Regions from separate parts of the Homo sapiens genome. Here all the other regions are linked to region 3. Evidence: chromatin contacts called from ENCODE Hi-C or POLR2A ChIA-PET data. All regions are on one chromosome and are shown on one strand. The core of a region is the stretch at or near the end of the contact, and the rest is flanking DNA. Distances in the headings are between cores, read along the strand shown.

Region 1 (6,133 bases), core at 1-2,500, 410 kb before region 3:
AAGGAAACTCCTTAAATGCTGTTGACTTAGGAGTTCCGCCAGTGCCCCACCTGCCCAGAGCCTCTTGCCCCAGTGCCCCACCTGGGTTTATGGTGCCCCCCTCCCAGAAATATGAGCTCAGGGGTCAGAAACCCAGGTCCTGAGGTCCCTCCTCCCCAAGGACTCAGGATCCCAGGCCCCCAGTCCCCTCTTCCCTTAAGTTTAAGAAGTCCAGGCCACCACCCTCTTGGGGACCCAGCACCCAACTCACGAAGCGCCCGAAGCGGATGGAGTCTCCATCCTCAATGTGTAAGTCAGCCTGGGCCCCACTAAGGCGGGAGATGACAGACTGGCAGCCAGGGAGGAGGGAACGGAGCAGCCCCGAGCCTGTAATGTGGTCCGCGTGGCAGTGGGTATTCACTGGGAGAGAGAGGAGGGACAGGTCCGGAGGGTACAGAAAGGACCTGGGAGTCCCAGCCCAGATCCTTCTCCCTCAGACTCAGGAGTTCTGGGCCCCAGCTTCCCATTCCACTGACGCTGCAGCCCAGCCCCGCTGGGATCCATGAGTTTGGTCCCCGGACTGACCAGCATAGAGCAGCCGCAGCCCCAGCTCCTTGATCAGCTGGGCATCCCGAGGCGCTGTTTCCAGGACTGGGTCGATCAGAACGGCCTCCCGGGACTCTCTGTCACCCAGCAGGTACGTGAAGGTGCAGCTCACAGGCTCGAACATCTGGGAACGGGGGACCCAGGTGAGGGCGCAGAACCGGACTTCCACCCACTGGAGGCCAAGTAGTCCAGACTGACCCTATCCTCTTCCTAAGATCCAGAAGCAGAAACCCCAGCCCACTCTTTCCCCGGGAGTCGGGAGTCCGGAGCCCCACTACCTTCCCCTATCAGAACAAAAGAGTTCCAACTTCCTAACATCCCAAAATCAGGGTCCCCAGCACGTTCTTTCATAGAGGACCCAGGGGTCTGGCCCCAAGCCCAGAGGCCCCCAGACCACTCACCTTTAAAGGACCCAAGAGTCCAGCCCTAAACCTCCACCCCGCTTTCCGCAAGATGCAGGCGTGGGTCCCCCCGGATCTCTCCCTATTAAGAGACCCCGGAGTTCCGTCCTTGCTGCCGCCTAGTGCCCAGCAGTCCCCTCCTAGGTCCAGCCACCCGCACCTGCCGCAGGAGGATGGGGGCTCCAGACCCGCCGCGCTGGCTCAGCTGCCGCCGGGCGACCCTCAGTACAGCCTCCGCCATCGCGCCCACTGCGGGGTCAGGAATGAGCGGAGGCCGAGCGCCTGCAGGAGCCGGGCGCTACGGCACTGACCCCGGGAAGGGCGGGGCGGGGGCGGAGCACGCCTTAAAGGGGCCACGGACGCCTGGGGCAGAGGGCGGGGGACCGCCGAGCGGGACTGGGGCGAGGGCGAGACCGAGGAAAGCCAGAGTGCAATGCCTGGACGCTTTGAGACCCAGAAAAAACAGAGAACAGGGAGACACTCAAAGTGCGAGGGACAGACGCTCAGAGACACACAGACATACTCATGTAGGAACAGAGATAGGGAGAGAAGTAGAAACCCAGGGAGAGGCCCCAGTACACTCATAGCCTCGGGGCCGTTTTTTTTCCTTTTTCTTTTGTTTTATTTTGAGACAGAGTCTCGCTCTGTCACGCAGGCTTGAGTGCAGTGACTCGATCTCAGCTTACTACAGCCTTAAACTCCCGGGTTCAAGCGATCCTCCAACCTCAGCCTCCCGAGTAGCTGGGACTATGGCACGTTGCCACCACACCCGACATTTTATATATATATATTTATATCTATATATATATTTATATACATATATATATATACACACACACACACACATACATGTATATAAAATTTGTTTTTTGCAGAGACGGAGTTCTCACTATGTTGCCCAGGCTGATCTCGAACTCCTGAGCTCAAGCGTTCCTCCCACCTTGTCCTCCCAAAGTGCTGGGATTACAGACGTGAGCCACCGCGTCCCGTGGGGCCGTTTTCTAGCAGGTGGTAGGATAGTCATGGTTAGAAAAAGATGTTCGGTTCCGGGAGGCAGAGGTTGCAGTGAGTAGAGATGACGCCACTGCACTCCAGCCTGGGCGACAGAGGGAGACTCTGTCTCAAAAAAAAAAGATATTCGTTCGGTTCCAGGTCATTAATATCTTGAGGGACTTTTGAGTGGGTGCCTGGTTACCAGAACAACACTTGATCCCATTAAAGTTCATCCAGAAATTGCATAAGCATTTTATCAGGAATGTTTCTCTCTTTCCAGGAAGAAATCTTAAAAAAAAAAAAAAAGATAATTTTGCATTATCTCTTGAATAATCAGATTGGGGATTATTCATCTTCTGTTGGGGTGTGAACCTCTGAAAAGAGCTTGTGTTCATTTACACCAAGGACCTGGGGCTGAAAAACTGTAGTCTCAAGTCATGAGCTGTCAGAAAGTCTGCTCTTTGTAATCGTAGCAGTAGTGAGAATAGGACATCCCACTCTCATCTGGAGGATCTATGTCACTTTGTGACATCAGAGCAGCCTTGATTTCCAGCCTAGGGGCAGAGCTTTTTTTTTTTTTTTTAATTGTTAGAATTTTTTTTGTAGAAACAGGGGTCTTGCTATGTTGCCTAGGCTGGTCTCCAGCTCCTGGCCTCAAATGGTCCTCCCACCTGGGCCTCCCAAAATGCTGGGATTACAGGTATGAACCACTGAGTTATCCTGTCCCACAGCTTCTGAGGAGGGGTTTCCTGCAACAACATTTATCTTAATTCTGGAGTTTCCAGGGAATGGTCCCTGGAGCTATTTTCAGAGCAGCCCCTGTGTGAATGCCTTTACACAGAGAAGGCCTGCTTTTCCTTAAGCCTATCAAATTGCTTCATTAAAATTTTATGTGGCCGGCTGGGCGCGGTGGCTCATGCCTGTAATCCCAGCACTTTGGGAGGCTGAGGCGGGCGGATCACGAGGTCAGGAGTTCAAGACCAGCCTGACCAACATGGTGAAACACCATCTCTACTAAAAATATAAAAATTAGCTGGGTGTGGTGGTGCACACCTGTTATCCCAGCTACTCAGGAGGCTGAGGCAGGAGAATTGCCTGAACTCGGGAGGTGGAGGTTGCAGTGAGCTGAGATCGTGCCACTGCATTCCAGCCTGGGTGATGGAGACTCCATCTCAAAAAAAAAAAAAAAAAAAAAAAAAAAGCATATGGCTGAGCTCATGCACAGGCACTTTGAGCACTTTGGGAGGCCTAGGTGGGCAGATCACTTGAGGTCAAGAGTTTGAGACAGCCTGGCCAACATGGTAAAACCCCATCTCTACTGAAAAAAATAAAATAAAATACAAAAAAATTATCTGGGCGTGGTGGGGCACGCCTGTAGACCCAGCTACTTGGGAAGCTGAGGCATGAGAATCATTTGAACCCAAGAGGCAGAGGTTGCAGAGTTTGCAGTGATCCAAGATTGCACCTCTGCAACATAGCAAAACCCTGTCTGGGCAACAGAGCGAGAGTGTCTAAAAAAAAAAGGCCAGGTGCGGTGGCTCACGCCTGTAATCCCAGCACTTTGGGAGGCCAAGGCGGGTGGATCACGAGGTCAGGAGATTGAGACCATCCTGGCTAACACGGTGAAACCCCGTCTCTACTCAAAAAAAATACAAAAAATTAGCCGGGCATGGTGGCGGATGCCTGTAGTCCCAGCTACTCTCGAGGCTGAGGCAGAAGAATGGCGTGAACCCGGGAGGCGGAGCTTGCAGTGAGCCGGGATCGTGCCACTGCACTCCAGCCTGGACGACAGAGCGAGACTCCGTCTCAAAAAAAAAAAAAATTCCAGGCATGAGGTCTCATGCATGCCTGACTCAAGCTAGACAAAGCTGAGGACCCAGAGGTGACTCAGTCTGGCTGGTAGGCGAGAGAGGTAGGGAAAGCAGGTCTGAGACACAGGGAGGTGTAGGGATTTGGGGAACTCAGGGGAGGGAGGAGCCAGGGAAAGGAAGACCCTCAGGCACTCCTTACTGAGAGGGTCCCCCAAATAAGAACTTCTCGCCCCTGGCACCCTTTCCCGTTGTTTTTGCAGAATTTCTAGACCATTTATGTGTCCTTTGAAGACACACCCTAGGCAGGGTTTATAGGCTCAGCTGTGAGATGTTCTAAGAGTTAGACTTGGCTTCACCCTTCTCAGGTGTAGGACCTTGGGCTGAAAACTTATCTTCTTCTGGGTTCCAGTTTTCTTATCTACAAAATGAGGTTGAAAATAGTTCAATAGCCTGACATAGCACAGGCTCTCAATGGGAACTGCCCATCATTATTTTGTCACTATCCTTGACTCCTTCCTACCCTTGCCACCTCCACCCACTTCCAGGCCCTGCTGAGTTAAACTCTCTCTCTTTTTTTTTTTTTTTTTTTTTGAGATGGAGTCTTGCTCTGTTGCCCAGGCTAGAGTGCGGTGGTGCAATCTCAGCTCACTGCAACCTCCGCCTCCTGGGTTCCAGAGATTCTTCTGCCCCAGCCTCCCAAGTAGCTGGGATTACAGGTGCACACCACCACACCCAGCTAATTTTTGTAGTTTTAGTAAAGATGGGGTTTCACCATGTTGGCCAGGCTGGTCTGGAACTCCTGACCCCAAGTAATCCACCTGCCTCAGCCTCCCAAAGTGCTGGGATTACAGGGCCGAGCCACCGTGCCCAGCCAGATTTAACCTATCTTAACCAGGCCACTTTTCTGTTATCACACCCTCTGCCCCATTCAAGGGGCAGCAAAGCATAAATGCAAATTGCCTGGACTGCAGGGCCAGGCTGAGGGATTCAAATCCTGGCTCTGATACTTCCTGGCTGGGATGACCTTCCCCTCCACACTTCATTTTCCTCCTCTGTACAAGGATGATAGTAGCACCTCCTCTTAAAACATTGCTATGGGGATTAAATAAATTAATGCACATAAGGACAGTTTCCAGTGTATAATAAGTGCTAGCAATTAATACTGTAATTAATATATAACAATACCCTCACTGGTCTTCTGGCTTCTACTCTGCCTTCTTAAAATCATGGTTCTTGAAAATAGCTGTGGCCCTAGAGGTTGGGCGCGGTGGCTCACACCTGAAATCCCAGCACCATGGGAGGCCGAAGTGGGCGGATCACCTGAGGTCAGGAGTTTGAGACCAGCCTGGCCAACATGGTGAAACTCCATCTTTACCAAAAATACAAAAAAAAAAAAAAAAATTAGCCAGGCGTGGTGACGGGCACCTGTAATCCCAGCTACTCAGGACGTTGAAGCAGGAGAATCACTTGAACCTGGGAGGTGGAGGTTACAGTGGGCTGATATCTCGCCACTGCACACCAGCTTGGGTGACAGAGCAAGACTCCGTGCAAAAAAAGAAAGAGGTGGGCACAGTGGCTCACCCCTGTAATCCCAGCACTTTGGGAGGCCAAGACGGGTGGATCACGAGGTCAGGAGATCGAGACCAGCCTGGCCAACATGGTGAAACCCTGTCTCTACTAAAAATACAAAAATTAGCTGGGTGTTGTGGTGAACACCTGTAATCCCAGCTACTTGGGAGGCTGAAGCAGGAGAATCGCTTGAACTCGGGAGGCAGAGGTTGCAGTGAGCCAAGATTGCGCCACTGCACTCCAGCCTGGGGGACACAGCGAGATTCCATCTCAAAAAAAAGAGAGAGAGAGAGACCGAAGTGTCACTTCAAACTAATACAATGTGTGGAGCTCATTTAGATCTTAAGTCAAGCAAATCAAGTGTAATAAAAAGATATTTATGAGATATGATGTTTGACATTTAGCTTCAGAATCATTTGGGAAGAGTGGATGGGGGGTAAATCAAACAATACTGGTCATGAGTGAATAATTATTTTAAAAACTTTTTTTTTAAAGATACGGGGTATCACTCTGTTGCGCAGGCTGGAATGCAGTAACACAATCATAGCTCATTGCAGACATGAACTCCTGGGTGAGTCCCCACTCCCTACCCCCGTGAAATAGCTGGGACTACAGGCTGCCATTAAGCCAGACTTTTTTTTTTTTTTTTTTTTTTTTTTTAAGATGGGGAGGTGTCTCACTATGTTGCCTAGGCTGGGATTTTTGTTTGTTTGGGTTTTTGGTTTTTTTGTTTTTTTGAGACGGAGTCTCACTCTGTTGCCCAGGCTGGAGTGC
Region 2 (6,513 bases), core at 1,979-4,478, 340 kb before region 3:
CCTGTGGGGACAAGAAGGGACAGGGTCAAAGGTAGAAGAGGGGCTGGGTGACATGGACTGGGCTATGATGACAAGGGCAGAGCTTTCCTAATGATCCCAGAATGGGGCAGGGGTAGGAAAGGGAAGGGCCAGACTGATGGCACAGCAAATAGAAACCAGATAGGGAGAGGCAGTGATGATATGGGTGGGGCTTCAAGCAATAATGGAGTCTTGATTATTGGACGGGTGGACATAAGGTCAGGTTTCCCACCCCAGCCTAAAATGGGGATTGGGCTAAAACTTCCATGGAATACAGTATTTGGGGGCGGGGTTTTTCCAAGGGTCGGCTGTGCTGGGTGGGACAAAGCTCACAGAGGGTGGGGCCTAGAACAAAGAATCGCAACTGTATTGTGGCCTAAACACAAGTCCAGCACTATTTGAGACAAGGTCCCCAAGGGCACTCTTTTCAGGGGCTGGGCCTAAGGAGGGTCAGTGAGGGGAGAAATCTCATCTACCAGTTCTTACCAAGGGGGAGTGGCTAAGGTGACTCCCGGGCAGGTGAGGCTAAGGAAAAAAGATGACAGTGTACTGGGACAAGGGACTGTCCCTCTCTGAGCCTCGTTTTAAAGTCTTTAAAATGAGGAGGCTGGCAGGTGGTAGAGCAAATCCAGGAGGTAGCCAGCAAGTGGGCACAGAAACAAGAGGGAGCTGGAGAAAGGAGGTAGATGAGGATGCCCCAAAATAATAAAGCTCATTGCGGGTGTGGCTTTAGGTGCTTGAAAACAAAACTGATGGTGGGGAGGGCTCAAAGATTAGAGTTTTCAGGTAAAATCTTCCAGGGGGCTGGGCAGAGAGTCTCACGACTGTAATCCCAGCACTTTGGGAGGCCAAGGAGGGTGGATCACCTTGGTGGGGGCAGGGCCTGGAAAAAGGAGCCTCAGGGCCCCAGCAGATAAAGTGTTAAGCCTTTCCCTTTTAATTCTAGGGCTTTGGGAAGCCTGGGTGGGGGCATGGCTTGAGGCCAAGAGTTCAAGACCAGCCTGGGGAAACAGTGAGATGCTGTTTTGCAGCCTGTAGTATTAGCTACTCTGGAGGCTGAGGCAGGAGGATCATTTGAGCCCAGGAGGTGGAGGCCGTCAGTGAGCTAGGATCGCGGCACTGCACTCCAGCCTGGGCGACAGAGTGAGAACCTGTCTCAAAAAAAAAGGCCGGGTGTGGTGGTTCACGCCTGTAATCCTAGCACTTTGGGAGGCTGAGGCGGGAGTATTGCTTAAGGCCAGGAGTTCAAATTCAACCTAGCCAACATAGCGAGACCCTGTCTCTCAGGAAAAAAAAAAAAATAATAATAATAGAGCTAAGCCTTGCCCCAAACTCACTGGGGGAGGGATCTCATGGACCTCCATGGTCGCACCTAGGTGCCTAGGGTCTCGACTAACGGACCCAGCCAGAAAGCCGGCACTCACCTCCGCAGCGCTTCTGCCTGGCTCTGCAGCGCCGCCCGGAGGCGCTCTAGCTCCTCGCAGCCGTCGCTGCTGCCGCAGTTCGCCGGTAGCACAAACAGATCCGCAGCTCCTAACCCCGCGCTGTTCAGCAGAGCTGCTGTCTGATCACGGGCCTGGGCGGCAGTCTGTGAATCCCCAGGACGGAGGTTCCGCACAGCCAGTAGCGGGGTCCCTCGGGCCAGGGCGGCCAGCGCTGCCTCTCCCAGGGCTGGAGCCAACGGTTCCCCGTTCCCCTCGGGTCCGGGCAGCACCAGTACCAGCACGTTGGCTTCCGCCGCCCAGGGCCCCGGCGCTGCGGGTGGGCAGCTCAGCTCGCCCAGAAAAAGGCCTGGGCCCGCAGCTCTTAGGCTGGGAACCCCGGAGTCCGGCCGTCCCTCGGGGGCCTCGAGCGTCTCCACATCCTTGTCGCACAGCGCTGCGATCAGCGCGGACTTCCCCAAGCCCGGAGGCCCCAGGAACAAGGCGGTCACGTCACCCTGCGGCGGAGGCATGGCTGGAAAGCAACGGGTAGAGAAGACCTGGGTCAGGGAGCACCTAGCCTTTTCCTTTCCTAGCCGCCCCACTCGGAACCCAGGCCTCAGTCCTTCACCCTGTCCCCTTCGGTTCTTGAGTGTCACTCTCCAGGACCTAAAAAATCCAGAGCCCAGACCCTATTCCCCCAGAATCCCAGGCGTCCTGTCTGTCCGCCCTCCCTCTAGATGGAAACGTTTCCCTTTCTGCTTCAAAAACTCTGAAATCAGGCGCGGTGGCTCATGCCTGTAATCCCAGTGCTTTGGGAGGCCGAGGCCGGAGGATCGCTTGAGGCCAGGAATTCGAGACCAGCCTGGCCAACATGTGGGGGGACTCTCTGGTAGAGTCTCCGTCTCGATAAAAAATAAAATTTAGCCGGGCATGGTGGTGTGCGCCTGTAGCCCCAGCTACTCGGAAGGCTGCGGCGGGAGGATCGCTTGAGCCCAGGACTTGGAGGCTGCAGTGGGCCGTGATCACACCACCGCACTCCAGCCCAGGCGACAGAGCAAGACCCTCTCTGAAAAATAAATAAAAATAAAACCTCAGAAATCTGGCTTCCAGTCCCTCCTCCCTCGGACACATTGTTATTTTCATCTTTCCCCTTCCCCCTTCCAAATCACCAACCGAGCAAAAAGCCGACCCACGGGAGAGAGCGCAGTCGGTGGCAGTAGGTCAGCAGCTGAGAAGCCCGGCCCCTGGGCCGCGGCGGACGGAGGCCGAAGAGGCCAGGGAGCGGTGATTTAGAGATGCCGGGACCCGTCCCGGTAGCTTTAACCTGACGTCACTCCCTCTCCCAAGGGGGTGTGTCTTGGAAGGCCGACAGCAGAGACCCAGCCCTTCGCCGCGCCTGCGCAGAACGGCCGAAGTGTGCACGCCCCTCTTTGGCGGCCTCAGGGCCTAGAACAATGAATGAGTCAACGCGCCTGCGCGCCACGAGAGCCTACCCACGCATGCGCAAAAGGCTTAGCTAGCTAAGCCGCGGGAGGCTGAACGTCATCAAACGCGCCATAGGGCAGAGAAGGACCCCTCCCGTTATTTTGAGGACCGGGCTGGTGCGACTATACTACTGCCGGATGGCAAATCCGGGATCTCGGCTCCGAGAGGCTCATCTGGCAAAAGGGCGCGGAAACCACGGGGGCCCTGAGACTGAGTGGTCCCTATCCCACTTCTCTCTGGGGCGGCGCTGTAGCCAGCGGCTGACAGGCGCAGCGAAAGGCAGCCCTCTGCTGTAAGGAGGAAAACTGAGGCCTGGGAGCAGGAACCTGTAGGCAGCGCTTGAGGGTAGCGGGATAGCAGCTGCAAGCGCGCGTGGGAGGCGGGGGCTCTGGGCGGAACAAAAATCACAGGATGTCAGAGGATGTTTCCCGGGAAGAACTGGGATAAAGGGTGGGTATCACTACCTGCCCCAAGACACTTGAGATTGGGATGACGCTGGTGTCAAAGATCAAGGCTTCCACGCTGAGTTCAGGGAGTTAGTTTGATGCAGCAGGTCATAGGTCACACCAGTGAGAAGACTCTAGGGGAGTCCCAAACCCAGGAAATCCAGTCCTTTGGGAGGTTTGAAGCTTCTTTTAGCAAGAACTCCATCAATTAGAGTTCAAGGAGATAGTATGTCGTAGGGGTCAAAGGCAGGCAAGGAGAGCCTCTGGCGATGTCAAAGGTCATAGACTTAGGGTGCCCTCTAAGACTGGTAACAGATGAACAGCTTCACTTATGCACGCTCCTCTCCTGACTAGAAGGGTCCCAGCACCATGGAGGACCCGAACCCTGAAGAGAACATGAAGCAGCAGGATTCACCCAAGGAGAGAAGTCCCCAGAGCCCAGGAGGCAACATCTGTGAGTACACATGGCTGGCGGGCTAGAGGAGGGTGGGGTGCAGGAGCTGATGCTAAGATCTCTGTGGCACTTCGGTGTCCAAGGCGCCACAGAGTTTTGCCTGTTGAGAAGGGGCTGTAATGGTCCCTGAGCTGCTCTAGCAGGAAGTGCATCTCCTCACACCAGCTTATGTGGCCAGAGTACTCACCCTCCTCTGGCCACATAAGCAGGATTGCAATGCTTATGCATTCAGAGGGATAGGGTGGCTTCCAGGAGAGGCTTGGGTTGGAGATGTGGCTGGGAATGGTTCTATTGGGAGAGAAACCCCAAGATTCTGGTCCCAACTCTGCCCTAGACTTTCAGTGTAACTTGGGCCTTGGTTTCCTTGACTGTCAAAAGAGGGTGGTACTTCCCACCTCACAGGGTGGGTATGGGATTAACTGCAGCAAAGGGGAAAGCTAGGGGTTAATGATGGTAGCCAGTTTGACATGTAATAGCAACACCTCCTGCTCAGTGTTTTATTATGAGCTAGGTGTATTTATTCTCATATTATGAACCATTTTAACATTCATTATCTCATTGAGTCCTTCTAATAATAGGCCCTTTAAACTGGGAACTGAGGCAGAGAGAGGTATTTGTAACAAGAGCTGTAGTCTCAATGCCCTTGAGCCAGAGACTACCAGGAACACACCTGCAGTTGAACACGTTGGGTTTCTCACTGCAATGAACACAGACCATGGGGGGACTGTGGGGTGTCTCACTAAGAATGGTAAAAACGACACAGGATTTGGGCTTGTGGGTGGTGATTTTGGGGAAGGTTCAAGCAAAATTGTTTTGCTCTGGATTGGATGCTACCAGGAAGCAGGGGCAATTCTATGATTGGCTATCGTAATAAATCTTACCCAGAAGGAGGAAGGAAGGAGGCGAGGCTCAAGCTCTGACTGATAAAGCAGCAGCAGACATTCACATTAGCCAGGATAGGAGGATGTTTGGTCATTTTTCTGCTTGGACAGTATTCATATTTTGTCTGTGCTCAGACATTATGATGATGTAGTCTTGTCTTGATTCATTTTAGTCACAGCGTGGCCTTGTCTGTCCTTGATATTCTGTGAAAATTTATGTTCAACAGAACACCAAGGTCTAGCTGTGAGTACCAGGCCAGATCCTGGATGTCGGGCTGGATTTCTCTGTATCATTAGTCATAATTGCAAATGACTGTACAGCAATTCATTTATTCCTTCCAACGGTCCTATGGAGTAGATACTGTTATTAGCCCATTTTCCAGATAAGGAAACTGGTGTAATTGCCTAGGAAGTGGTGGAGGTGAGATTCAATCCCAAGCAGTCTGGCTCCAAAGGCTGTGCTGTAATCACCATACCCCTCTGTTGGGCAGGCTGACTCTCTGGGTTCCAACCCTGGCTCCACCATTTCCTTTCCTAGCCTCATGACTATGGGCAACTTGCCTAACCTCTTTGAATCTCAGTTTGCTCATCCATAAAATAGGTGCAAGAACAGTTCTCCTGTTTGGTTGTCCAGCATTAGCATAGAACCTAGCACATAACACATTCAATGTTAATTGTTGGTGTGATTCTGGGGTTCAGGAAGAGGTCTTGGAGACTCCTGCTGGCCTCCCCTGACCTCTCCCCCACATTCCTCAGGCCACCTGGGGGCCCCGAAGTGCACCCGCTGCCTCATCACCTTCGCAGATTCCAAGTTCCAGGAGCGTCACATGAAGCGGGAGCACCCAGCGGACTTCGTGGCCCAGAAGCTGCAGGGGGTCCTCTTCATCTGCTTCACCTGCGCCCGCTCCTTCCCCTCCTCCAAAGCCCTAATCACCCACCAGCGCAGCCACGGTCCAGCCGCCAAGCCCACCCTGCCGGTTGCAACCACTACTGCCCAGCCCACCTTCCCTTGTCCTGACTGTGGCAAGACCTTTGGGCAGGCTGTTTCTCTGAGGCGGCACCGCCAGATGCATGAGGTCCGTGCCCCTCCTGGCACCTTCGCCTGCACAGAGTGCGGTCAGGACTTTGCTCAGGAAGCAGGGCTGCATCAACACTACATTCGGCATGCCCGGGGGGAGCTCTGAGTGCAGCTTAAGCCTCTCCACGGTGACGGGTGGCTCTGTGGCTGGTAGGACTCACCCATGATATGGGGTGCAGGAACTCTGGGGGCCCTGAAGGATTTGCTTCCCTCCCCTGGGAAGGCAGAGGGCTCTTAATAAAGAGGACCCAGAAGATTCTTATTTAGAGCTTCAGTCTTTGGAGCACACAGGGCCTTCGTGAGACAGTGAAATCAGATAATAATGAGATCTTTTGTTAAAAAAAAAAAATGGGAAGGGAGTGCGGGAGAGAAATGGTTTGTGTCTCCCTTATTCCCAGTTAAATACCTAGCTGCAGATTGTGCCATCACCCTTCATTCTTCCCAGATGGATGCCATGGGCTATGGGAGCAAATTGCCCTGGACCTTTGCCTGAATGGGGGCAGGAAAGGTGAGGTGTTGCTGGCCTGTAATGCCACCAGGTGAGTTCCAGATGTGGAGCAACTTGGGCTTTTGGGGATGGGGCAGCAAAGTTGGGAGCTGGACCCCAATTGAGTGGGGGTAGCAATTGGAGTCCTTGTGTCTCTTTTCCACCCCCTGCCATCCTCACTTAGAGGGGCCATGGCACTAGATGGCACTAGTCCCCCGATAATTTATGTCTCGTTGAAAT
Region 3 (6,052 bases), core at 358-2,857:
CACTATGAATAGTGTGATAACAATTTCATAAAACACAGACAAAAACACATTAAAAACTGCTAAACAGAAATGCATTAAAATGTTAATAATTATCTATATCCTAGTATTAAGGAAATTTGTAATATTTTATATTTCTGTATTTTCTACATCCTGTACAGAGAACGTGCATCTCTATGATCAAAATATGAACTACTAATATTGCTTAAAATTAAATGAGAATTCTTTCAAAATTTTCTAAAGTCTAAACTCAACCTTGCTTTCAAAATCTTCTACAGTAAAATTCCAACCTCCCTCCCCAACTTGATCTCAAATGGCTCCTCTGCAGCCAGTTTCCTATGATTATTTATATGGATCATTTATCTATTTTATTTCCTAATTCTAAATTGGGATTTCAAACTGTGAGACCAAGGGTATTCAGATGTAAGGAACCCAAGTCTAGGACACAAATCCCACTGTTCTTACTAGCACTGTGATATAGGAAAGTAAATTAGGCTCTCTCCATTTCCTCATCTGTATAATTGGTGTAATAACAGTACCCATATCACAATACCCACATCACCTTTGTAAGGTGAACAGAACCCACAACACAAGGCCTTTGTGAAGGTTCAGTGTGTTAGTTTTTATAAAGCCCTCAGAGTGATACTCAGCACCCAATGTTTAACTAGTGTGACTAATATTCATGTCACATTTTCTCCAATTATACAATAACGGAACACTTCTGTAGCAGAAACATTTGCAAGGAATGAAATACCTTCTCGCACTCGGAACAGAAGAGGAAGGTGAATGCTAGGTCCTGTCACAGTGGGGCTCTGCTGCCAGAAGCCAGGATGCTCTCCTTCCTCCTCTCCCGCAGCATTCTTTCAGAAGTCAGGGCAGGGGAAGGAAAGGAGGCTGGGAGATTGCACGATCTTGTCTGAGATCCTGGAAAATCCACAGAGGATAACTCCAGACGCCACCTGTTGAGTGATGCACTCTTTCTTAAAAAACGGGTCAGGCATAGTCCAAGAACAGCCTCCTTTCCTGCAGGAATCAGAAAGAAGAGCCAGGCGCTTGCTGAAAAATGAATATTTTTTATTATGATAGTTTTAATATTAACGGCCGACATGTTGCCACATTCCTGTACTATTCCATACACATTTTACTTGTACTATATTACTAATTGTCAAAACAAATATATAAGGTTAATATTTCCTTTTGCAGAAGAGGAAACTAAGACCAGAAACTAAGCACCGAAAGATTAAGTTCTCACCCAACGTTACACCGCTAGGAAGCTACAGAGCTGTGGGAGGTGGGGGAAGGCGGGTCGGGCCGCTGAGAGCCCAGGAGATCCTCAGACGCCTCCCCATTCAGGTCCACTTCCAACCAGGGGACTCCCGAACCGCCCCGAACGCAGCAGCTCCGGATACAGTAAGGCAATCAGCTGCCCAGCCATTCAACTCCGCCCTCCGCTGCTCGCCGCAGCGTCTTTTCCTGCTGACCGAAGTGCGAGCCCTGCTGATCCTACGACCAAACCATAAAAGTTAAAACAGGTCGCGGGGTCCCAGGACTCACTCACTTCCACGAGAGGAATGAAGGCCGCGCTCTCAACCTCTTGCCGCGGAAGTGCCCGGGAGAGCAGGGAGCTCTGGAACTACATTTCCCAGCATCCCCGGGAGGAACGGAAGCCGCTGCCCCGCCCCCTGGGCGGAAGTGCGGGCTTCGACTCCCACGGCCGAATCTTATTTCTCAGAATCCCCAAGGGGAGCGGGCTTCGTGTTCTCGTCCTCAAATAGTCGAAGTACCACCGAACCCACTGAGCACTGGGGTATAGGTTCCTATTTCCCCAGGGGAGCAAATAACAAAGCCGCGCTTTCCCAGAGCTGAAGTGCCCCCAAAAGTCTGGACCACACGTCCCAGAATCCTCTGTAGGGCTGAGCTTCCCGCCAGCCTGCAATTTTCCTTTTGAATTAGCGGGGGGAGTCTAAGTCATTGCTTGTAGAGCTCAGCCTGCTTTTTCCTTTTGCCATTGTTCCCTTTTATACGTGACAGAAGTTGCGAATATGAAAAAAAAAAAGGAAAATACAAAGGAATGCTATGTGTGAGCTAAAAACAGAGGTAATAAAAGAGGTGGCCAGAGCCGCCCAGAGCAACAAGCCTTTTATAATATGGGTATGGATTCATCTGTGATTAAAAATGCTCAAAAAAGGAGATGCAATCATCCAGCAGGACATGAAACAAAAGCAGCAAAATTCTCCACTTTTCTTGCGCTTAGTTTTCTTTCATTCGCAGGATACTGAAGAAAGTATTATAGTATTGAATAGGCTCTATCCTATATAAAATCTTGAAAACATTCAGTTCAGATTAAGGAATCACATCACTTCTTGCTCTCAGAATCAGGAATCTGTAAAGGTGTCTTATGATTTGCCAAAGTGTCTATGAATATTCAGTAAGGAGAGGGAGGTGAAGTGAGGGATTAAGACATGAAGTGCAAAAAATACAGAAAGCTATACTATTCACTTTTCTCCTAGGTAGAAACTAAATATTTTTCCAAGTTTATTATGAAAGGGTAAAGAAGAAAAAATGGAAGTTGACTACATAGGAGTAGCTGTAAACATCTGAACAATGTTCAATTTAGGCTGAGGCAGGAGACCAGCAGGGCGTGATTCCAAGATCAGATAAGAAACCTGCTGAAACCAGCAAGTGATGGAAAGCAACCTGTAAGTTCCCTTTGCTACCTATCAGTATAAGACACTCCCACCAGCGCCGTGACGGTTTATAAATGCCATGGCAACACCTGGAAGTTACCAACCCCTTTTCTAGAGATTTCCGAGTAACTCACCCCTTAATTTGCATGTAATGAAAAGTTGGTATAAATATACCCAGCCAACAGCCCATATGCTGCTACTCTGGGCACACTGCCTGTGGGCTAGTCTTGGTCTGCAAGGAACAGTCACTGAGCTTTTAACACTGTTGATTCGATAAACCTGCTTTCTTCCGCTGCTGGCTTGCTGTTGAATTCTTTCCTGAGCAAAGCCAAGAAACTGCCCTGCATCAATGCCATTTCAAAATCTGGATAAGTACTCTCTCTACTTTAGTAAGAGGAAGAGAGAAATGTAATCACCCAATGGACTCATCTTGCCCACTGCCCAGAGAGAGCCAATTTATCAAGACAGGAATTGCAATAGAGAAAGAGTTTAATACACGTAGAGCTGGCTAAATGGGAGACCAGGGTGAAGACTGAACTCTGCCGTTTTTTCTTTTCTTACTCAAATTCCTATCTAAGGGTCTGGGGAGTCAAGCCCTCCAAACCATAAAGTCTCATGAGAGGGGTTTTAATTTAACCCTATATAATGTGACTTACTTTCCAACCTGTCATAACACCTCATGACGGATAAGAAAGGAAATCAAAATACTTCAACCCCAAATATGTTTCATTGCCCTATCATGAAATAGCCCTGCAAAGTTGTCCTTTGTGGAGAAAAATCTACATTCTGTAGAGAATCTCCTTTCCTTTTTCCAGGCCATTTTTTCTGATCCAGGAGAGAATCAACTAAGAGTCTGACACTTTTTTTTTTTTTTAAGAGTTTTGCTCTTGTCATCCAGGCTGGAGTGCAATTGTGCAATCTTAGCTCACCACAACCCCCGCGTCCTGGGTTCAAGCGATTCTCCTGCTTCAGCCTCCCAAGTAGCTGGGATTACAGGCATGCACCACAATGCCCGGCTAATTTTGTATTTTTAACAGAGCCAGGGTTTCTCCATGTTGGTCAGGCTGGTCTCGAACTCCCAACCTCAGGTGACCTGCCTGCCTCGGCCTCCCAAAATACTGGGATTACAGCCGTGAGCCACCGTGCCTGGGCTACCTTTTTAAGTCTGATGAGAAAAATCTACGATCTCTTATTTCTGAAGACTGATACCTGGAAGCTTCATCTGCGTAATAAGAACCTTGGTCTCCACAATCTCTTATCCTAACCCAGACATTTCCTTTCTATTGATTCCAGGACTTTAGATAAACTCTTTCAACCAATTGCCAATCAGAAAATCTTTGAATCTGCCTATAACCTGGAAGCCCCACACACTTCACATACCCCTACCCCCCACCCTGCCCTCCACTCCCAACCCCCTCTGCTTCCAGTTGTCACACCTTTCTGGACTAAACCAACGTATGTCTTGCATATATTGCTTGATGTCTTATGTCCCACTGAAATGTCTAAAGCCTAGCTGTGGCCTGACCACCTTGGGCATATGTTCTCAGGGTCTTCTGAGGGCTGTGTCCTGGGCCATGGACGCTTGCATTTGGCTCAGAATAATCTCTTCAAATATTTTACAGAGTTTGAGTCTTTTCATTGACAGAAGTTTTACTGTTACTGAAATCAGCCTCCCTGAAAATTTGGAGGCTGGGGTTTTTAAAAGATAAGTTTGGTGGGCAGGGGGCTAGGGAATGGGTGTGTTTATTGGTTGGGGATGCAATTGGTTGGGGATGCAATCATGGGGTGTGGACCTCTTCTGGGTGGATGTCACATGACTGGTAGAGTCAAGAGTTGTGGGTCTGGGTGGGGTCGTCTGGTCATCAAAAATGCAAAAGCCTGAAAAGACATAGCAAAAGGCCAATCTTAGGTTCTGCAATAGCGATGTTATTTATAGGGATAATTGGGGAAGTTGCAAATTTGTGACCTCCAGAATAATGATTGGTAATTATTTATCCCTACATCTTAGCAGAATTCGGGTCTCTCTCATAATCCTAAACTTGTGGCCTTTTATTAGTGCTCTTGTGAGCAAAGGCTGCTCCTTTCCCAAACAATGCAAATCTAAAGACGACTACCCTGAACATGTTTCTCCTATAAGTGTGTCTATATGAGATTTAAATATGTTACTCAAATTCAGATTTGAGAAAATAGCCTTACTTAATCCTTGGATGTCATTGGACATTTTACAAACTCAATTTCTTTTAACATTATTACTACTAGAGGTAGTGGTACTGCTAATGTTTTAAAATCAACTTTATTAAGTATAATTTCTATTAAAACATACCCCTTTTAAAGTATAAAGTTCAGTACATTCGATGAACGTGTACACTTGTGTAAAGCCACCACACTCAAGATGCATATATTTACCTCACACCCCAAAAAGCTCTCGTTAGCCCTGCTATGATTGTTCTATCATGTCCCCAGCCCCAAGCACTAATCTGCTTTCTGTTATGAAAAATTAGTTGTTTTCCTGCCGAAGAATCTCATACAAATGAAATCATATAACATGTACTCTGATGTGTGAAGCTTTTTTGACACAGCATTTTTTTTTTTTTAGTTGGAGTCTCGCTCTGTCACCCAGGCTGGAGTGCAGTGGCGCCATCTCGGCTCACTGCAAGCTCCGCCTCCCGGGTTCACGCAATTCTCCTGCCTCAGCTGCCTGAGTAGCTGGGACTACAGGCGCCCACTACCACGTCCGGCTAATTTTTTGTATTTTTAATAGCGACGGGGTTTCACCGTGTTAGGTAGGATGGTCTCAGTCTCCTGACCTCGTGATCTGCCTGCCTCAGCCTCCCAAAGTGCTGGGATTACAGGCATGAGCCACTGCACCCAGCCGACACAGCATGTTTTTAAAATTCATTCGGGTTGTACTATTTGTTCTTACTGTTGAGTACTCTTCAATGATACGGATATATCACAACTTATTAATCCATTTATTTCTTGATAAACATTTGGAATGCTTTCAATTTTTTGCTACTATGAGCAAAGCTGATGTGGACATTTCACAACAACGATTTGTGTAAACATATGTTTTTACTTCTGTAGTTTAGATTCCTAATAGTGAAAGTGCTGGCTTACATTATATTTTATAGCATCATGAAAGCATAAATGATGTGCAGTACACTGCCCATAAAGTATATAATTTGATGAGACTTAACATATGTACACACTTAAGAAACCATGCCACAATCAAGGTAATGGACATATCCATCACACTCAAAACTTCCCTTGTGCCACTCTGTAATTTTTTTATAGGCTTAACTTTATCAGAAATTGTCAAATTGTTTTCCAAAAGCGTTGTAATTTTTATATTTCCATCAAAATGTATG
Region 4 (6,353 bases), core at 2,099-4,598, 320 kb after region 3:
GAAGCTAGGTTAGTATTAATTCAAGCTATATTAACTTCTTTAATGTATTACAATATAGTTTGAATTAATACTATTCAACACTTTTGCATCTTTAAATTTTTTCATAATAAAATTTGGAAAAATAGGCCAGCTGTGGTAGCTCACATCTGTTATCCCAGCACTTTGGGAGGGTGAGGCAGGAGGATTGCTTGAGGCCAGGAGTTTGAGAACAGCCTGGGCAACATAGTGAGACCCTGTCTCTACAATTTTTTTTTTAATTAGCTGGGTGTGATGGCACATTTTTGTAGTCCTAACTATGCAGGAGTCTGAGGCTGGAGGACCACTTGAGCCCAGGAATTTGAGGCTGCAGTGAGCCAAGATCACACCCATTGCACTCCAGCCGGGGTGACAGAGTAAGACCTTGTTTCAAAAAAGAAAAAAAGACGTTAACTGTATACCACAGGGTAATCACTAAGAAAATATACAGAAAAGGGAATAAGAAGAAAAATTAAATGGTACACTACAGGTCGGGCATGGTGACTCACGCTTGTAATCCCAGCATTTTGGGAGGCCAAGGTGGGTGGATCACTTTAGGTCAGGAGTTCAAGACCAGGCTGCCCAACATGGTGAAACTCTGTCTTTACTAAAAATACAAAAATTCGCTGGGCATTGTGGTGCATGCCTGTAGTCCCAGCTACTTGGGAGGCTGAGGCATGAGAATCACTTGAACCCAGGAGGCAGAGGTTGCAGTGAGCTGAGATCACACCACTGCACTCCAGCCTGGGTGACAGAGTGAGACCCTGTCTCAAAATGGAAAAAAAAAGAAAAAGGTACGCTGCAAAAACATCAAACAGAAAAGAAGGCATTAATCAAGAGACCTAGGAAAGAAGGCATTAATCAAGAGACCTAGGAACAAAAAAGATAAGCCATGTAGAAAACAGATCACAAAGTGAAAGAAGCAAGGCCGTTTTAAAATCAGGAATTAATTTAAATGCAAATAGATTAAGCTCTCCAGTTAAAAGGCAAAAATGGACAGAATGGATAAAACAGCATGATCCAACTATATGCTGTCTATAAGAGACTTATTTGCAATCCAAAGACAAAAAATGTTGAGTGAAAAAATGGAAGAAAATTATTCCATGCAGGATGTAAAAAAAGAGAACTGAAGTAATTGTATTAATATTAGACAAAATCGACTTAGGTAAAAAACTTGACAAGAGACAAACAATGACATTATATATTGACAAAAGAGTCAATCCATCAAGAAGATATAACAATACAGACATTACACAGCTAGTCCCCAAATATATGGTGTGAAAATTGATGGAACTGAAGGGAGACATAAATATTTCTACAATGTTTTCAGACTTCAGTATCTCACTTTCAATAATGGATACAACAACCAGACAAAAGATCAATAAAGAATTAGAGGATTTGGAAACATAAACCAAACTCCTAGCAGATATATACAAAGCACCCCACCTAAAACCAGCAGAATACATATTTTTCTTAAGTGGTCATGAAACATTTTCTGGGATAGATCATACATTAGGCCACAAAACAGGTCTCAATAAAAATAAAAAATCTCACGTATCAACAGAAAGATAAAGTCACATGAAATGTATTCTCAGGCCACAAAAAAATGAAACTCAAATCAGTAATGAGGAAAACTGGAAAATTCACAAATGTGTGGAAATTAAACAGCACACTCATAAAAACCGATGGGGATAGAAGTTACAGGGAAATTAGAAAATACTTTGAGATGAAAACAAAACATGATTCAGGATTCCTTTGGTGCTAAAATAATAAAATTCTGCTGACTGAGCTAAAAAAATTTGTGATAGAAAATATCAAAGGCAGTTCCCCACTCTATACACAATACCCACCCCCATAACTTAAATAAAACAACTTTCTCCTTTCTAGAGAAAATCACATTGGAAACAAAGCCTCTGCAAGAAGTCCTGATATATGTGCTTTTACAAGGCTGCTAAATATTACTTCATTTTTGATACCACATTGACTTGATCTATTGATGATCATTCTATTGCATTTATCATCTCAAGAGCAAGCTGAGTGGATACAAAAAAAAATTTAAATTGAAATAAGGGAAGAAGCATTTTCAAGATATAATTTAGATGTTGTTTTTTTCCAAATTACAATACAGTTGGCTCTTGAACAACACAGGTTTAAACTGCATGGGTCCACTTATATGTGAATTTTTTTTCAACAAATATATTGCAATTTTTTTTGGAAATTTGCAACAATTTGAAAAAGCTCACAGATAAGCCGTGTAGTCTAGAAATATCAAACAATTAAGAAAAATTTAGGTATATCATGAATGCATAAAATATATGTAGATATTAGTCTATTTTATCATTTACTACCATAAAATATACATGAATCTATTAAAAAAAGGTAAAACTTATAAAAACTTACACACACAAACACAGACTGTACGTTCACAGTCAAGAGAAATGTAAAACAAAGATGCAATATTAAATCAAGCCTGCATAAAGTTAACTGTAGTACATGCTGTGCTACTGTAATAATTTAATAGCTATCTCCTGTCACTGTTGTGGTGAGCTCATGTGTGTAAATATCTGCTTAAAATTCCAAGTAATGCTAATCATCTCAAAGTGAGCAGTTCATCTCTCTAGTAAATTGCGTATTACAGTAAAAAGTGATCTAAAGGTTTCTTATTTTTTATTGTGTTTAGTGCAATACTATAAAACTTGAATACTACCATGGGACCTATGTGAACTGCCACTAGTGATGTTGCAAGTGCTCCCAAGATGCATAGAAAAGTCATGACATTATAAGAAAAAGTTGAATTGCTTGATATGTACTGTAGAATGAGGTCTGAAGCTGCAGCTGCCTGCCATTTCAGAAAGATGGTTTATTTTGTAAACAGATGGTGTAAACTTACAGTATCAATACCGTACAGAACTGTAAATATTTCTCTTCTTCTTGATTTTCTTTTTTTCTTTTTTCTTTTTTTTTTGGAGCTGGAGTCTCACTGTCGCCTAGGCTGGAGTGCAGTGGCACGATATTGGCTCACTGCAACCTCTGCCTCCTGGGTTCAAGCAATTCTCCTGCCTCAGCCTCTGGAGTAGCTGGGATTACAGGCATGTGCCACCACGCCCAGCTAATTTTTGTATTTTTAGTAGAGACGGGGTTTCACCATGTTGGCCAGGCTGGTCTCAAACTGCTGACCTAGTGATCCACCCCCCCTTGGCCTCCCAAAGTGCTGGGATTACAGGCGTGAGCCACTGCACCTGGCCCCTCTTGGTCCCTCTTGGCTGGGCAGGGCGGTAGCCTGTTTCCGCTCGGGCATTCTGGGAAGTGTAGTGCAGAAGCCGTTGCAACCTTGTGTACTTCCGCTGCAGGAGGGCGAAGCAGCCGTCATCTATCCCCTCTGGGAGGTGAGTCAGCGCGGAACCTCTGCATCTACGGCGAGCTTTCCTGGCCTGGGCGTTGGACTCGCAGGTGCCTGCCCTCGCTCTCAGTGAAGGGAAGTCGCAGAGGGCGGGGACGACGGTTTGCTTGCCCTTTGTTTTTAGGGCGGTGCATGGGTCTCCAAGTTGGGAATGGCTCCTGGTCGCACGTTTGGTTTGAAGGTCTCCCGGGCGCTCAAGTTCCCTCGCCTTCCCCACCTTCCACACGCTCTGCTGTCTTCTGGCAATATAATCTTGGTAGTTTCTTAATTTCTCCGTTTCTCCTCTGTAAAGTGAGTTTCATAGTAGTACCTAACTGGTAGGGGTTTCGTGAGATTTACTTAAGATAAATAGATGTAAAAATGCGTAGGACCGATCCTGACACACACTGAAAAGGTGGCTGGTTGTTGCCAATCTGTTATTTCTTCCTGGAGAGGAGAGGCATTCAGTCTCTGAAAGCTTCTGTGAGCCCGCAGTGGGTTCTGAGCTCCAGGTGCAGCGCTACTCGCCCTTCTCTGATCTCTGCACCTCGCGAGGCTGTTCCTGGATTCCTAACGTGGGGGGACGGGGGTGTCAATTTTCTCTCCATCTTTTTTATTTTTCCTTCCCTTTTAAGGCATGAGTGTGTCTCACCTCCATGTGGTGCCTGGGGATGTCCACTGTCATTCATCCTGGACCAGAAACAGAGTTTAGATATCTTCCAACCTCCTTTCCTTCCTCAGCCTTGACTAACCGGAGGGCTGCAGAGAGGAGGGTGTTGACCCCCTGGCTCTTGGTAACATTGTCCCAACGTGAGAGGACTTAATATATGCTATTGCTATTTCTGCTTAGTTGGAGAACAGATTTCCCACACTCATTAGCAATATTATTTTTCCTGCTGGGCAAATGCTCAAATATTTATGGAATAAATGAGAGGTTGGATTAGGCATGTGTTCGTGAATGAGTAATAATAAAATTTGTTAATACGTTGAGTGCCAGGGTCTCTTCTATAGGCTTTATATGCATTAATTAGCTTAATCTTCAGAACAAAGATAATATTGTAATTCCTGTTTTACAGATGACAACACTGATGGGTAAAACATTTATCTTCCCAAAGTAAAACAACAGGAAAGAGCCTGAACTGGGAGTTTGAGCTCAGGCTGAGCTCAGGCAGAGTGGGTTCTTGACCTTTGTGCCACTCTCCTTCAGCCCTGAGAAATGTCAGTCCCATGGGGGTGCAGTGACTCACGCCTGTAATCCCACACTTTGGAAGGCTGAGGCGGGAGGATGGCTTGAGCCCAGGAGTTCAACAGCAGCCTGGGCAACATAGTGAGACTCCATCTCTACAAAAAAATTAAAAATTAGCCACACACCTGTGGTCCCAGCTACTTGGGAGGCTGAGGCAGGAGGATCGCTTGAGCCCAGGAGGCAGAGGTTGCAGTGAGCTGAGATCATCCCACTGCACTCCAGCCTGGGCAAGAGAGTGAGAGTCTGTCTCAAAAAAATTAAAAAGAGGAAAAGAAATGGTTTCACAGTTTAGGCAATGACTGGGGGATGCTCAAGAGTCATAATAAAAAAAATTTTTTTAAGGATTTGCAGGGAAGAACTCTGAGGAGATGACATTTGAGTAAATACCTGACACTGCTATTAAAATAAATAAATAGATAGGGTTTACATTATCCACAGTCTATGGATTGACCCTTTTATGAATGATTTCACTTTTTTTTTTTTTTTTTTTTTGAGACTGAGTCTCCCTCTGTCTCCCAGGCTGGAGTGCAGTGGCACGATCTCAGCTCACTGCAACCTCCCACTCCCAGGTTCAAGTGATTCTCGTGCCTCAGCCTCCCGAGTAGCTGGGATTACAGATGCCCGCCACCATGCCTGGCTAATTTTTGTATTTTTAGGAGAGATGAGGTTTCATCATGTTGGCCAGGCTGGTCTCGAACTCGTGACCTCAAGTGATCTGCCTGCCTTGACCTCCTAAAGTGCTGGGATTACAGGCGTGAGCCACTGCGCCTGGCCTAATGATTTCACTTTTAAGGATGACCTTGATGTTGCTTGAGCAAAGCAAATGAAATTAAAAACGCAGAAGAAATTGACATATAAAGTTCATCCTCTCCTCCTCCCAATTAATTTAATAGCCTGAGAATTTTGTAGCTTAAAGGAATCTTGGAGATCAATTAGTACAATCCTTGTCTGACTGTGTGTCATTCTTTGATTCTGTGTGCATCAAATACTCACTATATTCTAGGTGCTTGGGGTAAAAAGATGAGTAATGTTCATTATCTCACAGGCAAAACAGATGCTTGATTTACTAATTATACCCCAAATGCCCCAGCTACGCTGAAGGCTTCCAAGAGGAGGGATTACAAGAGAAGGACAGGGAAGCTGGTCCTCTCTGGAGGCAGAGTGGCAGGAGCAAAGGCACGAGAGGACTTGACAACCTAGGAATGAACAAAGTCTGGAAATTCAGGCCTCGAAAAGTGGCCCTGGTACATGTAGTGAGCAGAGCTGAGCCAGGCACCCCAAACCCCATTTGTTTTTTTCTACTAAATGTCGTGAAATGTCAAGTCTTGCAAAATCCTGTTACTGAGCAGAGCAGGAGGGTGCAGGTAAATATAGGACCAGAACAAAGGGAATTGGATATTAAAAATTGATCTCTCTCCCTAGCTTTCAGAAGAGAATACATTGCTCTCGTCCCTACTAGAGTGTTTCTGCCTGAAGTAGGAGGACCCACGAACAGGAGTAGCTATCTGTATTGAATGCTATCTTGTATATACTCACTGAAACCTCTTAATAACCCTACGAGGTAGATACTGTTATTGTCCTCACTTTATGGGTGAGGAAATAGGCACAAAGAGCTAGTAAGTCAGAAGAGTCAATTAGGATATTAGGTTCCTCATCATCTGGCTCCAGTATCCCTCAGCAGATCATTTTCAGCAGTTCATACCCTCCAACTTC

The links. Hi-C counts contacts between places; a loop is a spot of excess contacts on that map. ChIA-PET counts read pairs that join two places held with the same protein, here RNA polymerase II (POLR2A). Pooled maps may share reads with other maps.
Region 1: a pooled map shows a loop between it and region 3 (3-fold over the local background). The contact joins the promoter of ETHE1 here to the promoter of ZNF45 in region 3. A Hi-C loop is called at or near these places in 5 of 50 pooled maps. POLR2A ChIA-PET finds 5 or more read pairs at or near these places in 2 of 52 experiments (AG04450 and HEK293).
Region 2: a map of naive thymus-derived CD4-positive, alpha-beta T cell shows a loop between it and region 3 (25-fold over the local background). The contact joins the promoter of ZNF576 here to the promoter of ZNF45 in region 3. A Hi-C loop is called at or near these places in 1 of 168 maps with a recorded cell type or tissue (naive thymus-derived CD4-positive, alpha-beta T cell) and 12 of 50 pooled maps. POLR2A ChIA-PET finds 5 or more read pairs at or near these places in 1 of 52 experiments (activated CD4-positive, alpha-beta T cell).
Region 4: a map with no recorded cell type shows a loop between it and region 3 (5-fold over the local background). The contact joins the promoter of ZNF233 here to the promoter of ZNF45 in region 3. A Hi-C loop is called at or near these places in 1 of 37 single-sample maps with no recorded cell type and 2 of 50 pooled maps. POLR2A ChIA-PET finds 5 or more read pairs at or near these places in 1 of 52 experiments (HepG2).

Annotation. Positions count from the first base shown.
Region 1 is chr19:43,525,951-43,532,083 of GRCh38, forward strand. It overlaps ETHE1 (ETHE1 persulfide dioxygenase), which reads right to left and starts at 1,251. Exons shown (of 7, transcript NM_014297.5): 1 at 1,147-1,251; 2 at 565-709; 3 at 251-399. The coding sequence starts at 1,227. It also overlaps a transcript of ZNF575 not described here. RefSeq lists enhancers at 1-402, 403-907, 423-602 and silencers at 1,213-1,402, 5,205-5,376.
Region 2 is chr19:43,593,367-43,599,879 of GRCh38, forward strand. ZNF576 (zinc finger protein 576) reads left to right here and starts at 3,229. Exons shown (of 3, transcript NM_001145347.2): 1 at 3,229-3,377; 2 at 3,728-3,827; 3 at 5,465-6,513. The coding sequence starts at 3,743. The coding sequence ends at 5,892. It overlaps IRGQ (immunity related GTPase Q), which reads right to left and starts at 2,768. Exons shown (of 3, transcript NM_001007561.3): 1 at 2,616-2,768; 2 at 1,443-1,974; 3 at 1. The coding sequence starts at 1,972. RefSeq lists enhancers at 1,392-2,188, 2,374-2,443, 2,844-3,263.
Region 3 is chr19:43,933,675-43,939,726 of GRCh38, forward strand. It overlaps ZNF45 (zinc finger protein 45), which reads right to left and starts at 1,608. Exons shown (of 10, transcript NM_003425.4): 1 at 1,250-1,608; 2 at 752-1,020. ZNF45-AS1 (ZNF45 antisense RNA 1) reads left to right here. Exons shown (of 3, transcript NR_184050.1): 3 at 1-2,140.
Region 4 is chr19:44,256,538-44,262,890 of GRCh38, forward strand. It overlaps ZNF233 (zinc finger protein 233), which reads left to right and starts at 3,349. Exons shown (of 5, transcript NM_001207005.2): 1 at 3,349-3,401.